4 separate regions of the Homo sapiens genome follow, and regions 1, 3 and 4 are each linked to region 2. Evidence: chromatin contacts called from ENCODE Hi-C or POLR2A ChIA-PET data. All regions are on one chromosome and are shown on one strand. Each heading gives the region's core, a stretch centred on a gene start or an enhancer-like site at or near the end of the contact. The rest is flanking DNA. Distances are from core to core; before and after follow the strand shown.

The links. Hi-C counts contacts between places; a loop is a spot of excess contacts on that map. ChIA-PET counts read pairs that join two places held with the same protein, here RNA polymerase II (POLR2A). Pooled maps may share reads with other maps.
Region 1: a pooled map shows a loop between it and region 2 (2.6-fold over the local background). The contact joins two enhancer-like sites. A Hi-C loop is called at or near these places in 2 of 168 maps with a recorded cell type or tissue (aorta and endothelial cell of umbilical vein), 4 of 37 single-sample maps with no recorded cell type and 10 of 50 pooled maps. POLR2A ChIA-PET finds 5 or more read pairs at or near these places in 2 of 52 experiments (B cell and H1).
Region 3: a map with no recorded cell type shows a loop between it and region 2 (4-fold over the local background). The contact joins two enhancer-like sites. A Hi-C loop is called at or near these places in 1 of 37 single-sample maps with no recorded cell type and 2 of 50 pooled maps. POLR2A ChIA-PET finds 5 or more read pairs at or near these places in 2 of 52 experiments (OCI-LY7 and activated naive CD4-positive, alpha-beta T cell).
Region 4: a pooled map shows a loop between it and region 2 (3-fold over the local background). The contact joins the promoter of PGCKA1 here to the enhancer-like site in region 2. A Hi-C loop is called at or near these places in 1 of 50 pooled maps. POLR2A ChIA-PET finds 5 or more read pairs at or near these places in 2 of 52 experiments (PC-9 and naive thymus-derived CD4-positive, alpha-beta T cell).

The regions. Positions count from the first base shown.
Region 1 is chr4:38,751,488-38,754,551 of GRCh38, forward strand. It overlaps LOC105374413 (a long non-coding RNA gene), which reads left to right. Exons shown (of 6, transcript XR_925231.2): 6 at 1-1,564. Among named protein-coding and RNA genes, the nearest start is that of TLR10, 30 kb to the right of the region's middle. Within about 2 kb of position 1,629, at least 25 of the 41 ENCODE cell types and tissues checked have a DNase peak (open chromatin) inside an H3K27ac peak, as active enhancers do.
Region 2 is chr4:38,160,688-38,164,069 of GRCh38, forward strand. LOC124900693 (a long non-coding RNA gene) reads left to right here. Exons shown (of 2, transcript XR_007058099.1): 2 at 1-859. Among named protein-coding and RNA genes, the nearest start is that of PTTG2, 200 kb to the left of the region's middle. RefSeq lists an enhancer at 160-661. Within about 2 kb of position 1,709, at least 16 of the 41 ENCODE cell types and tissues checked have a DNase peak (open chromatin) inside an H3K27ac peak, as active enhancers do; they include PC-9, where a contact is called at or near this core.
Region 3 is chr4:38,818,796-38,821,811 of GRCh38, forward strand. No RefSeq gene overlaps it. Among named protein-coding and RNA genes, the nearest start is that of TLR1, 16 kb to the left of the region's middle. RefSeq lists an enhancer at 818-937. Within about 2 kb of position 1,641, at least 4 of the 41 ENCODE cell types and tissues checked have a DNase peak (open chromatin) inside an H3K27ac peak, as active enhancers do.
Region 4 is chr4:37,452,291-37,455,482 of GRCh38, forward strand. It overlaps PGCKA1 (PDCD10 and GCKIII kinases associated 1), which reads left to right and starts at 1,635. Exons shown (of 4, transcript NM_001104629.2): 1 at 1,635-1,750. It overlaps LOC124900691 (a long non-coding RNA gene), which reads right to left. Exons shown (of 3, transcript XR_007058098.1): 2 at 3,190-3,192; 3 at 2,027-2,804.

The DNA of each region.
Region 1 (3,064 bases), core at 379-2,878, 590 kb after region 2:
GGCAGAAAGAGAGAAGAGGAGGAATGTCTCAACACTAAGAGTTTAGCCCGGGGCGGTTCAGCTGCCGGAAGGCCAAACTCCAGGAGAAGCCCATCTTCCTACTCCGTCCTCCCTTCAGGTTCTCCATCCATCCTGCTGAGAGCCACCTCCGCCATTCAGTAAGACCCCCACATTTATCCTTCAAGTGCATGTGTGACCCAGTTCTTCCAGGATGCTGGACAAGAGCTTGGGATACATAAAGCTGTCACACTGGCCCTCTGCCCTTGCTCGCTAACACTCAAGCCATTCGCAGACGGCTAAAAGAGCACATTGTAACACGTGCCCACTTGGACTCCTGCACCTGCCCATCTGCATGCTTTCCATCCTGTAAGGGGTTTGAGTGGTGTCAGCAATCTAACAGACAAGCCACACCCTTGTTTCACGTCCTGTGAGAGGGGTCAGGGAACTCTTCTGTTTCATCATTACCCAACTTTGGAACTCAAGAAAGGACTCACAGGGAAATTCTTGCAGAATCTCGTGGAAAATCTCACATGTATTTGTGAAAATACAATGTGGATCTGTGAGATCCCACTTCAACACAGGCCACGGGGCCACCTTCTGCACCCACATGGGTTGTTTTAAGTCTTCCTTAGTCTCCTTGAGAATAACATGATGCTATGATGTTGGCAGGAATCTTCCACACCTTCCAAAACATGACAATATGGGTCAAGCCCGTGCAGAGACTGTGGCTCCTGCTTTGGGAGTCACCTGGAATTGTTGAGAGATTAGCAAATCCCAGAACCAGGTTTGTTAGAATTAACTGCTCAACCAGATTGTATTGAAAATGGTCTGAAGTCAAAGACGACAGACGCAAACGGGCTAAATTGCTCAGTTAATTCTTCCATTTCTCTTCCTCCTAGTTGTTCTAGCTTCAGGGAGGACTCAGGAGAGTACTGTTTGAAAACCACTGATCTAGTTTACACTTTCATTTTACAGAGAGGAAACTGAGAGCCACAGAGATTCAAGTGACTCATCCAAGATGACCCAAACCCTGGGGTTTGTTATTGTTTTTCACACTATGCAAAGCACTAAAAAACATTCGTTTGAAACAGGTGAACAAAAGTCTAATTTGTAGTGAGGTCTAGGGGAATGACTGTCCAGTCAATTCCTCAATTCATGAAGGAGCATTTGGGACGCCACAGAGGAACATACACAGGTATCCCTCCTCCTACCCGACACCATTCAGGAAGAGCGGTTACCCCTCCAATGCACTGAAGCAGATTCATTTCCCTCAGGACTGTGGGAGGCGACTGAGGCTGAGTGAATGATACAGCCTTTTAATTTGTTTTTAATTGTCGTGTCCTGGTAACCCTTCCAAAGACCCTTCACGGAGAGTAGTTTTATTTTTCCACTTATTAACCGCATTCACTAGACTGGAAAAAGAATTCCCTATCTCCCAAGAACTCTCCCTTTCATTCTTGTAATTCCTTTTTTTTTTTTTTTTTTTTTAGCACCAGGAAAGTAATGTGTGTAAAACTAGAGCCAAGTATATTGTGGTTTCAAATACAAGCCTGTTTGGAGCAGAAGCCCGTGGGATTGCTGCGTTTCAGCCTCAGGGGATGGCCCGCTGATGGCCTCGGCCTGTGAAAGGGAGGGGCTTGAATGGCCCTTTGATTCAGCCCAAATCTGGGGGTGGAGGGTGGGGAAGGGGCAGGCCTGTTATTTGACACTTTCTGTTGGGCTTGGCCCAGGCCTCACTCCTTATGCAGGCCTCCCTGGAGCCTGCAAGCCCTCTCTGAGGACGCACTGACTTAGCAAGCGCTGAAATGCATAACATTCCTTGCTGCTTAGGAAGTAGACCAGCGATCCCCAGGGCTCGCGAATTCCCTGCGCTTTGAGAATGGTGCTCTTTATAACGTTCCCCATCCAAACACACACACAGACACGCTACACACACATACCCCAAACATACACACACACGCGCACACACACTCCACACACACCCAAACATACACGTACACACACACTCCACACACACACACCCCAATATACATACACATGCACACAATAGACACACACCCAAACATGCACACACACTCCACACACACACACCCAAATAAACACACACATGCGCAAACTACACACACATTACACACACACCCATACACACACATCCAAAAATACACACACACAAACTACACACATACTACACACACACACAAACATACACACACGTGCACACACACGCTCCACACACACATCCCAACATACACTCTACACACACGCCACACACACCCCATACACACAGGCACACAATCCACACATACACTCCACATACACAAACCCAAAACATACATACTCTACACACACACCACACACATCGCAAACAACCACACTCTACACACACACAAACATAGACACACCCGCACGCACACTACACACACGAGCCAAACATACATACTCACACACATTCTATACCACGGAACAACCACGCTCTATACACACACTATACACACACTTTATACACATACCCCAAAACACACTCTCCACACACCTACACACACCCCCAAACATACACACACTCCACACACACCTATACACATACTCTACACACATGCACTCCACAGACACAGACTCCCAAATATAAATATACACACACACCCATACACATACATGCACACACACTACACACACCCCAAACATACATACTCCACACACACATTCTACACACACACTCCCCACACACGCTTCATACACACACACTCCACACACACACACCCCATACACACACACTCTACACACACACTCCACACACAAACCTCCCGAAACATACACATATACACACACTCAATATGCACTCACACCTCCCACACACTATACACACACCCCACACACACCCAAACATACATATACACACACTCCATAACACACACACTCACACACACATATCTACACACACACCCCAAACATATACACACACCATGTTACACACTCCACACACTCCGCAAACACACACACACAGAACCTAAACATTCACATCCACACACACACTCCCAAACAACATCCACACACACACTACACACAA
Region 2 (3,382 bases), core at 459-2,958:
TTTTATGTGTCACCTCTGAGCTGAAGCATTGAAGAGCCAGTGTGCTAAATTCCAGCTTTTTTTGTTTTCCTGCAATGCCAGCTTACAAACCACATGTTCCAGGTGGTACAGCTGGACCCTCTAGCTTGGGTCCCCAAGTGACTGTGTGGAGCAGGGCCCTGCTCCTTACTCCTCCTGTCCAGCTGACCTGATTAGGCAGGTGACCTGAGTGAGAAATAAACTTCAGCTATCTTCAGCTACGAAGGCTTCAGGGTCATATTATTACCAAAGCATAACCTAGGCTTTCCTGACTCATGCTTTTGTACAAGCTCTTCCCTTTGCCTAACATGACCCCCTTCAGCTGCCTGGGAAAGTCTTACTGATCATTCCAGCCCCATTGATCTTCTCTTCTGTGAAACCTGATCTGAGTCATTGCAAAAGAAAGCTAACTACTTCCTCCTGTGCTCCCATGGCAACTTGTAAACAATGCTGACATCATCCTCATCGCTGGTTATCATAACAATTTAATATCCATCAATTCATATGGTACTAGATCATGGGTGCATTGAGGGCAGGGACTGTGTGTCCATCCAGCTATCAAATTTGTATCTCCAGCACCCCACAGAAGGATTTGCATACAGACGATACCCAATCCAATGAATGATGAATGAATAAAAAACTGACTAAATGTAATCTGTACAGAATAGGCTTTTGGCTGAGCATGATGGGGGAGGTCTGGGTCATACAGTGAAAACACTGTATGGGACTCTATAGTTTGCAGACATTAGAAGACAATAATTGCCATTTTGAGCTTATGTTGAATTCATATTGGCCTGTATAATGTGTATTACTATAGAAAATAAAACTTTCATACATACAATCAGGAAGGTGATTCTTCAAAGAGTGTCTAAAAATTAATTATGACTCATGAGTGAGTGCACGAGAGTGGAATCAATGTGGGTCCTGTTAGTGGAGAGTGTTTATTTAGGAAACAACACTGCACATGTGTAACAGCCAGAATGACGATTAAGATCACGTGTAACTGGCACATTACAAAAAGGTGGAAAGGACACTGTGAACAAAATGCAACTCTATCTATCATCTGTCTACCTATCTATCATCTCTCGATTTATCTACCTACCTATCATCTATCAATCTATTATCTATCATCTATTAGCTATTATCTATCTATCTTCTGTCTATCATCTATCTATCATCTACCTATTATCTATCATCTATCTACTATCTATCATCTATCTACCTATCATCTGTCTATTATCTATCTATCTATCAATCTATCTATTATCTATCTATCATCTATCTATCTATCTATCTATCTATCAATCATCTATCTATCTTCTATCATCACCTATAAATCCCATGACAGCAGTAGGGGCAGATCTAAGTTTTGTGGGGCCTCTCATTGCCTCTTTAAATTAATTCTATTGGGTAGGGGCAGCATTCCTCTACCCCTGCTGATGACTTGGGTAGACCAGAGATCTCAAGGTCACATTCAGACAATAAAATATCCTTTGAATTGCACAAAATGGCCTCCATTCAGATTTTAGCATTCCAAGTTGCAGATAATAGTTAAAACTTCAGAAACAATTTAGCTTTAAATCTTCTTTCCTTCCCTGGCTGGGACCTGTCTCACCCAGGAAGTCTGCCCTGGGAAGGGGTCATGGCCCTCTTCCTTTCCCCTCCCTCTGCTCACCTCCTTCCCTTTGTTTGCTGCTATTTCCCTCCATTCCTGGAATGAAGCCCAGAAAGGGGAGAGGTATGAGGATGAAACAGCTCTCATGTGGCTGGGCAGCCTAAGGCTTTTGGGCCGGACAGCTGGCCTCCCTGGAGCAGCCTGGCTGATGATTAAAGCTGACCCTGCCATGAGCTCCACAAAGGCCTCCAGCTGGGCTGCTCTCGCCTGTGGTTCCATTGACCCAGGCTGAAGCACCTCTGTCCCTTCAGGTGGTCTCATGTGATTCTTTCCCCAGCTCCTGGGATTCTGGAGGTGCCACGTCCAGTCCCTCTGCTGAGGTCTTCAGTCCATGCCTTTAAGCCCCAAGACCACCCCACACTACCCCACACCTGCTTCTTTTCCCACGGGGCCCTCATCTGGTCTTGGGACATGCTGCTTGCTCTGCCACAATAGTATCCATCGGTTAAAATATTTTGGCGCTGTCCTATGTCCTTTGCATTTATTACCTAATTAATAATGCTCACAACCAAGTAGGTACATTTGGCAGGCTGTATCCATGGGTATTTCCTGTAAAATTTCTGTCCCTGGTTTTGCCATCATGAAACACTGTGTGCACATTTCATTTGTCATTGATTTTGGCTGCAGAAACAGGAATCAGGAGATTGAGGCTTTATCTTGGCTTGACCATGAACTCACTGTAAAGCTTACGGCAAGTCAGCCATATCTCTGGGCCTCAGTTTCCACAGCAATAAAATAGGGAAGTGGAATGGATTCATCCTTACAAGGTTCCTTTTCTTTTCTTTTTTTTTTTCTTTTGAGACAGAGTCTCGCACTATCGCCTGAACTGGAGTGCAGTGGTGCAATCTTGGCTCACTGCAACCTGTGCCTCTCAGGTTCAAGCGAGTCTCCTGCCTCAGCCTTCCAAGTAGTTGGACTACAGGTGCACCACCACACCCAGCTAATATTTGTATTTTTAGTAGAGATAGGATTTCAGCATGTTGGCCAGGCTGGTCTCAAACTCCTGACCTTGTGATTCACCTGTCTCGGCCTCCCAAGGTGCTGTGATTACAGGTGTGAGCCATGGTGCCCAGCCCCAAGGTTCCTTTTCACAGTAAAAGTCCATGATTTAAGAAATAATTCTAGGATAAAGAAATGCGTGTAGGCTTGGGGATAGGAGGGGAAAGGCTAGTTAGGATGTGGGGTTCAAGGATTTAAGTAATCCTTAAAGGTCCTAAGCATCCTTCAATATTGAACAAACTTAAATATGGATCTAAAATGCCTTGGAATCTAGGGCTTTGTCAATTGCTTCTTTCACAACTCTAATGAGAAATCTCATTAAAAAGAGAGGTTTCAGTCCATGGTTTTGAGAAACTTAAAAACATTTGTCTGCCTGACTCATTAACTCCACTACCAGAAATAGATTCTAAGAAATAATCAGAAGCTTACACAAAGGTTTGTGTATAAGACAGTGAGTCACCATGATCTTTAGAGTAGTAAAAGGTAGAAACAACTCCCTTTGTTCCATCTCTGCTCACACGACACCTCCTTAGAGAGGGTCTTGACCTGGACAAATAAAGTGGCCCCTGTCTTCTTACCATGCCTTTATTTGTTATGTCATAAGACGATCACCATGTGATGAAGTATATATTTATTTGTTAATGTGTTTGCTTTCTTTCTCACAACTAGGATGTCAGCCCCATGAGAGCA
Region 3 (3,016 bases), core at 391-2,890, 660 kb after region 2:
AGAGGATTCTTGTTTTGATGCAGCAATGTGTAGGATCACCCTCTGAGGTTGATCCCCCTGCCCATCTGAGCAGTATTAGAGAACATTACACGTGCCCCCTGGGGGTTCAGGAGTGTAAATTAGTAGAGCGACTGGTGTCTACTCTGTTGGAGATTTCCATTGGACCAACCCTTGCCAACTGGCAATTAGAGACTGTGGTATCAGGTACCTGGGAAAGGGGGTGTATCTCCACCTCAGCATCCCATGGGCCACACACACACAAAAAGGCACAGGAGGGCTTCATCAGCTCCTGTGGCTCCATGCAAGGGAGAATGGAGGCCATAGGATAAGACCAGAGCTATAGGAAACAGAGACATCTGGTCATCCTGAGCCCTTGAATGATTTTGTGGAATAGAGACAGCTTACCTATTCTAGACCTCTTAGCTATACTTTTTTCTATTATATGAGAAAGAAATAAACCTCAATCTTATTTAAGCCTCTGTATTTGAGGTCTCCCAGTCCTGCAGCTTAGACTGTACCTTAATCGACACAATTATAGAAAAGGATATCTGCCTTCTTACCACTCATCCTTGATCTCCACTTCAGGGAGCTAGATCTGGGAGAGGGAGGGGCAAGAAGAGTGTATCTCAGATAAACCATGCCTACCTCCAAAATATATGCCAAGGTTGAGCTACAGACCTAGCCTGTGACATGCAGAAAGAAGATGAGTTTTAGATGAAGATGGAGATTTAGAATTTTAAACTAGATTGGAGTATCAGTATCTCAAAAGGACTGCAGAAGTATTAAATCTGCTCAAGATATCACTAAGGAGTGACAAGAGGGGAATTTCAGAATCCAGTTGATGGAATGACTGAGAAAAATAAACACTACTTCACATTTGGACTAGATGATGTTGAGATTCCTCATAAACTAACCGTAATTGAAACTCTCAGAAAGTCCCTGTGGTTTTAGAAATCCCCTCAGGTCTTTTACTCCCTGTAGTTTAGTCTCATTCCTTTCTAATCAAACCAGTCCCCAGAAACCTAGACAGAAATACCTCCTCCTTTCCCCATATTTGTGGTCTCATTCTCTTTAAAACTCCCACACTCTCACCGTTTATATCCCGGGTCTCCATCCACTGTCTCTTTCCTGTGCTCTTACACCCATCCACTCTATTCTCTTTGCCTATTACTCCTTTCTTTGTACCTCTGACTTTCCAAGCAGCTTCTTTTAGAGTCTTCACTCTTTCCAGGATAACATTTCTTTTCTGCTGCCACACTCAACTGAGTCTCCAGGGCATCAGAGCTGGTCATGCCAACTCCAGAGGACTGGGTTGAATAGTGTCCTCCACCCAACCTCCAAACATTTATGTCCATTTATTTCAGATTTATTCTGAAATCTCAGAATGTGACCTCATTGAAAAAAGAGTCTTTGTAGATCTAATTAAGTTAAGGACCAAGATGTGATGGCATCAGATTAAGGAGGCTCCTAAATCCAACTAGAGTGTCCTTGTAAGAGACAGGAAAAAAAAGACAGAGACTTGGAGGAGAACACCATGTGAAGACACAGGCACAGATTATTGATTATTTAACCCAAATTTGGGATACATTTTTTTAGATTGCGCATCTGCCATGTATGTCAATAGCCTACCAATAATTTTGGTTTCTCTTCTCATCTGTTGGTTCTACTGATTACGTAATAGGGTGTTGACTGGAACTTTTCTTATGACTTGGGTCCAAAACTAAAGACAAAGAAGTATTATGTACCACATTCTATAGAAAGCTGCTAACTACTGGGGCATGTCCTCCAGGGCATTCTAAGAAGCAGCTGATGCATCTGCAAACCAAGGGACGCCAAGGTTTGCCAGCAACTACCAGAAGCTAGGAGAGAGGAAAGGGATGATTTCTCCCTGACAGCCTCTGGAAGGAACAACCCTGCCAACCTTGATTTCTGACTTCTGCCTTCCTGAACTGGGAGAAATATATTTCTGTTGTTTTAAGCCACCCAGTTTGTGGTAATTTGTTTTGGTAGCCACAGGAAACTAACACATCCAGCAACACTGCCAATTTGATGCTTTCTTCGCTCATGGTATTCTTTCACTTCCAACTTTGCACCCACTGTGCCCTCCCCTTTGAAGGGTCTTCCCAGCCACATGCCCAGGACCCTTCCCAGCCACATGCCCAGGATCCTCCTGATGAAAGATCTTTCATCAAGGCTCATCCTAGCAGCCCTCCCTGGTCACTAACCTAGGTTTCTTATCTCTTTTGCTATGGTCTGGATGTTTGTGTGCCCCTCAAAATTCCTATGGTGAAATCCTAACCCCCAAGGGGATAATACAATCAGCCCTTCATATCCATGGGTTCCACATCCATAGATTCAAACAACCATGGATTGAAAATATTCAATAAATGAATAAATAAATAATAACAATATAATAATACAAAATAATAAAAATAAAAGACCATACAGTTTAACAACTACATAACATTTACATAACATTTACATTGTATTAGGTATTGTAAGAAATCTAGAGATGATTTAAGTATATGAGAGGATGTACATAGGTTATATGTAAATAGTACACTTTTTTTTTCAGAGTCAGTGTCTTGCTCTGTTGCCCAGGCTATAGTGCAACGGCATGATCATAGCTCACTGCAGCCTGGAATTCCTGGGCTCAAACAATCCTCCCACCTCAGCCTCCTGAGTAGTTGGGACTACAGGCATGTGCCGCCAGGCATGTATTTTTTTTGAGGAGGTGGGGTCTCACTATGATGCTCAGGTTGGAAGTATGCCATTTTACATAAGGGACTTGAGCATTCACAGACTTTGGAATCTACAGGGCTCCTGGAACCAATCCCCTGTGGATACGGAGAAAGAGCTGTATTAAGAGTTGGAGATGTTGGGAGACAATTAGGTCATGAATGTGGAGCCTTCATGAATGGCATTAGTGCCCTCCCCCAGGTGAGGATACAGTGAAAAGACAAGCCATCTATGAACCAGAAAGTGGGCCCTCGCCAGGCACCAAATCTGTCAGCAG
Region 4 (3,192 bases), core at 385-2,884, 710 kb before region 2:
ACATTCTCTCAGATTATGCCGATGCTATTAGTCTAGGAACTGCACTTTAAAATCTAAGGCAGGCTGGGGCGCGCGGTGGCTCAGCTTGCAATCCCAGCACTTTGGGAGGCCGAGGCGAGCGGATTGCTTAACCTCAGGAGTTCAAGACCAGCCTGGGCAAGTTTAGGAGAGCCCACCCCCACCCTAGTCTCCACAAAAATAATAATAATAATAGTAATAATAATAATAATAATACAAAAATTAGCCGAGCATGGTAGCATGAGCCTGTAGCCCCAGGCACTCCAGAGGCTGAGGTGGGAGGATCCCTTGATCCCCAGAGGAGGAGGTTGCAGTAAGCTGAGATCGCATCACACTCCAGCCTGTGTGCAACAGCCAGACCCTGTCTCAAATAATAATAAATAAATAAATAAAATGAAACCCAATACAAATACCAACCCCTTTTTCGACAGATAACCTACTTGATAAATGTATCAATATCCTGTAGACAATTAAGTGTCGACTATAAGTTGGACATGAGTGCCGTTCATTGTGACAAAGGATGTAAAACCACATATAACTTCCTGCAAAAATCTAACACTTTACAGCGTGCAATCCCAGCACTGCAAAATTAGAAGGATTCAAAAAATGGAGTGTTCAAATTCTCAAAAGCCTGGCAAATATCATGTGAATGGGGCTGGCATCATTAAAGTAGATACATTGAAAACCCAAGGACACTATGTCCATCCTTAGATAATACTCTGTCCAGATGCCTCTCCAATATCCTATTTTATTCTCTTGCTGGATGAGTTGAAAAGAAGAGAGAAGAGGGTAAGCTAGGTGGCGCAGTTGCTTAACACTTTTTTTGGCAAGCTCAGCATTTGCTTTGGAGCACAGGTGAAAAGAATGTCCAGTCCTTAAGCAGAGTCAGTTCTCCACCCGCCTTAGGTATATGGATTGTAACAGCTACGAATGTGGAACTCAGTAGATTGGATGCAGTCTTGTGGCCAATGCCCTAAGACCTCAGGAAAAGAAAGGGATGGAGGGGGAGTGGGTGAGGAGGGGACGGGGAACCAGGAGTTCATTGAACTCCCCCTGGGGCCTTTAGGGTGCAGGCGAGTGTGTGCAACTTCCCTGGTTTTTATCGTGGTGGTGGCGCCCCCGCTGTTTCTAGGTCCATGTAGCTCATACAGGGCTGGCCATGGAACTCACAGCAGGTCTAGGCGGCGAATGCCAGAAATAAGGAGGAAACTGAAAAATGCCAAGTTCTCGGGGTTTGGGAGTACACAACTATTTGCCAGCGGGTGCATTTGTTTTGTGTATCCCCGTACTCCAGTCCCTTGATCATAGGAAGCTCCCTTCTCTCCAGCGCAACATTGGAGTAAGCACCCCGGAGTTTCCCGTGATGGCAGGCGGTTGGCGCGGTCGTTTGTGCTCAGAGGCCAACAAGCGCGTGGATTTTCTGCTTCAGTGCGCCCGGGACTGCCACCCCGGCCCCGGGGATGTCGGACATCGTACTCCAGGGTTTCGAGCCCTAGCCCCGCCGCATCCTCGGGGCGTGCAGGTAAAGGGTTACGCGTGTCGGGAAGGCTCACCCGCAGCCCGGGCCACGTGACGCGCGGGCCCAATGACAGCGCTGGGGCGGCCGCTGCGAGCTCGGCGGGCTCAGGGCAGCGCGGAGCCGCTAGCGTCTCCCGGCGCGGCTGCCCGAGGCCGGCGAAGCCATGGGCGCCGGGACCCCGCCGCCGCCGCCGCCGCCGCCGTCTGGCCCCAGGTAGGGACAATCCCCCGCCCCGCGCGCGCAAAGAGGGCTTTAGTCCTGCGGAACTTGGCTTTGGGGCGAGCTTTCCCCCACTTCTCTCCGAGTCGCCTACTTTTAAGTTTAATTTCTTGATTTGCTTTTGCCCTGAAAAAAAAAATTAGAGACGCAATTCAAAGTTTGATGACTTCGGGAAAAGTCACGTAATTCAACAAAGGGGCTCTAAAAGGGGCAAAACTCGGGTGGGGGGAGGCGGACTTTTACAGATTCCCAAAACCAAAGACCAAGGCGTTTGTAAAGCTTGGCGTTTAATTGGTTGTGTGAAACATTTTTGCTTTTAAATCCCTAACTAATGAACTTTCAACGGTGCATGCGAACTTGAAAAAACTGCAAGAGATTTTACCTTAGATCTGTGCCCTCCTCCCCCATTTTAAGTATGTTTTTTAATAAAAAGGAAATGGAATGTGACCTCTGCTGTTTCTTTGAAATGCCCTTGGGTCCCGGTATTTGCCCCCCAGGGGTGCTGGCGGCCTGGGCAGTGGGTAGGGGTGGGGGAAGAGGTCAGGGTGCCAGGAGGCCTCACGTAGTGAAAAGAGGGTGCCAGGTGCAAACAGTTAAATAGTCACAAACTGTTTGCTAAATATTTAATAATTAGGCAAGCATCTCCCAGCTTGGTTACTTAGGTTGCATTGACCTTGGCAGCCCTGATGAGGCGAGATTTTCACAAAGTACTGGTGAAGAATTTTTCCGGTGATAAAAGGCAAGGATCAATGCTTTTTACCCCAGCATGGCAATTGACCTTAAAAACAAAATTAAAACTCCCTGTGATGACTTAGTACATTTTATGTTACTTTCCATGGCAGCATAGATACCTGCCCCATGATGGATATTTGCCCTGTGAATTTAGAGAAAGTTTGTGCTCCAGAGGTGGTTCAAATCATTGAAGAATAGGGCGTTTATTTTCTTCCTGTCACTATTTATGGGAAAGAATTACGGATGGTCCTTCTTGCCCTGGTTTGTGGATGTCCTTGGTGGTTGCAATCAAGCAAGCTCTTATGAGGAATAATATCTGGAGAAAAGAAGAGAAGCATTTGAGAGTTGAATGAGAAAGAAATGGAAAGCGGTTACTGCTTTTAAACATAATAGAGTCTATATTTGTTGCCTACCCCTCCCCCTTCCCCATTTAATCCTTCAGTTGATACTATTTTAGGAAGGATAAGACAGATGTTAAAGATCATAGACCACCTTACTGGTCCCAGCTGTGAAACACTGTCAGGAGGCAGATAATTGAAACAAGGTACATAATTGAAACAATTTGAAGCTCAAAGGTAAAGTTAAGTTCTGGAGTTATTTGTATTTCCCTAAAGTGTGAAGAGTCAGCTAACAGCAAGCTGCCTGGGTCACTGAGCAGAAATGGAACAGATGCTGAGACAGGAAGGGAAGGTGTGGCTTACTTC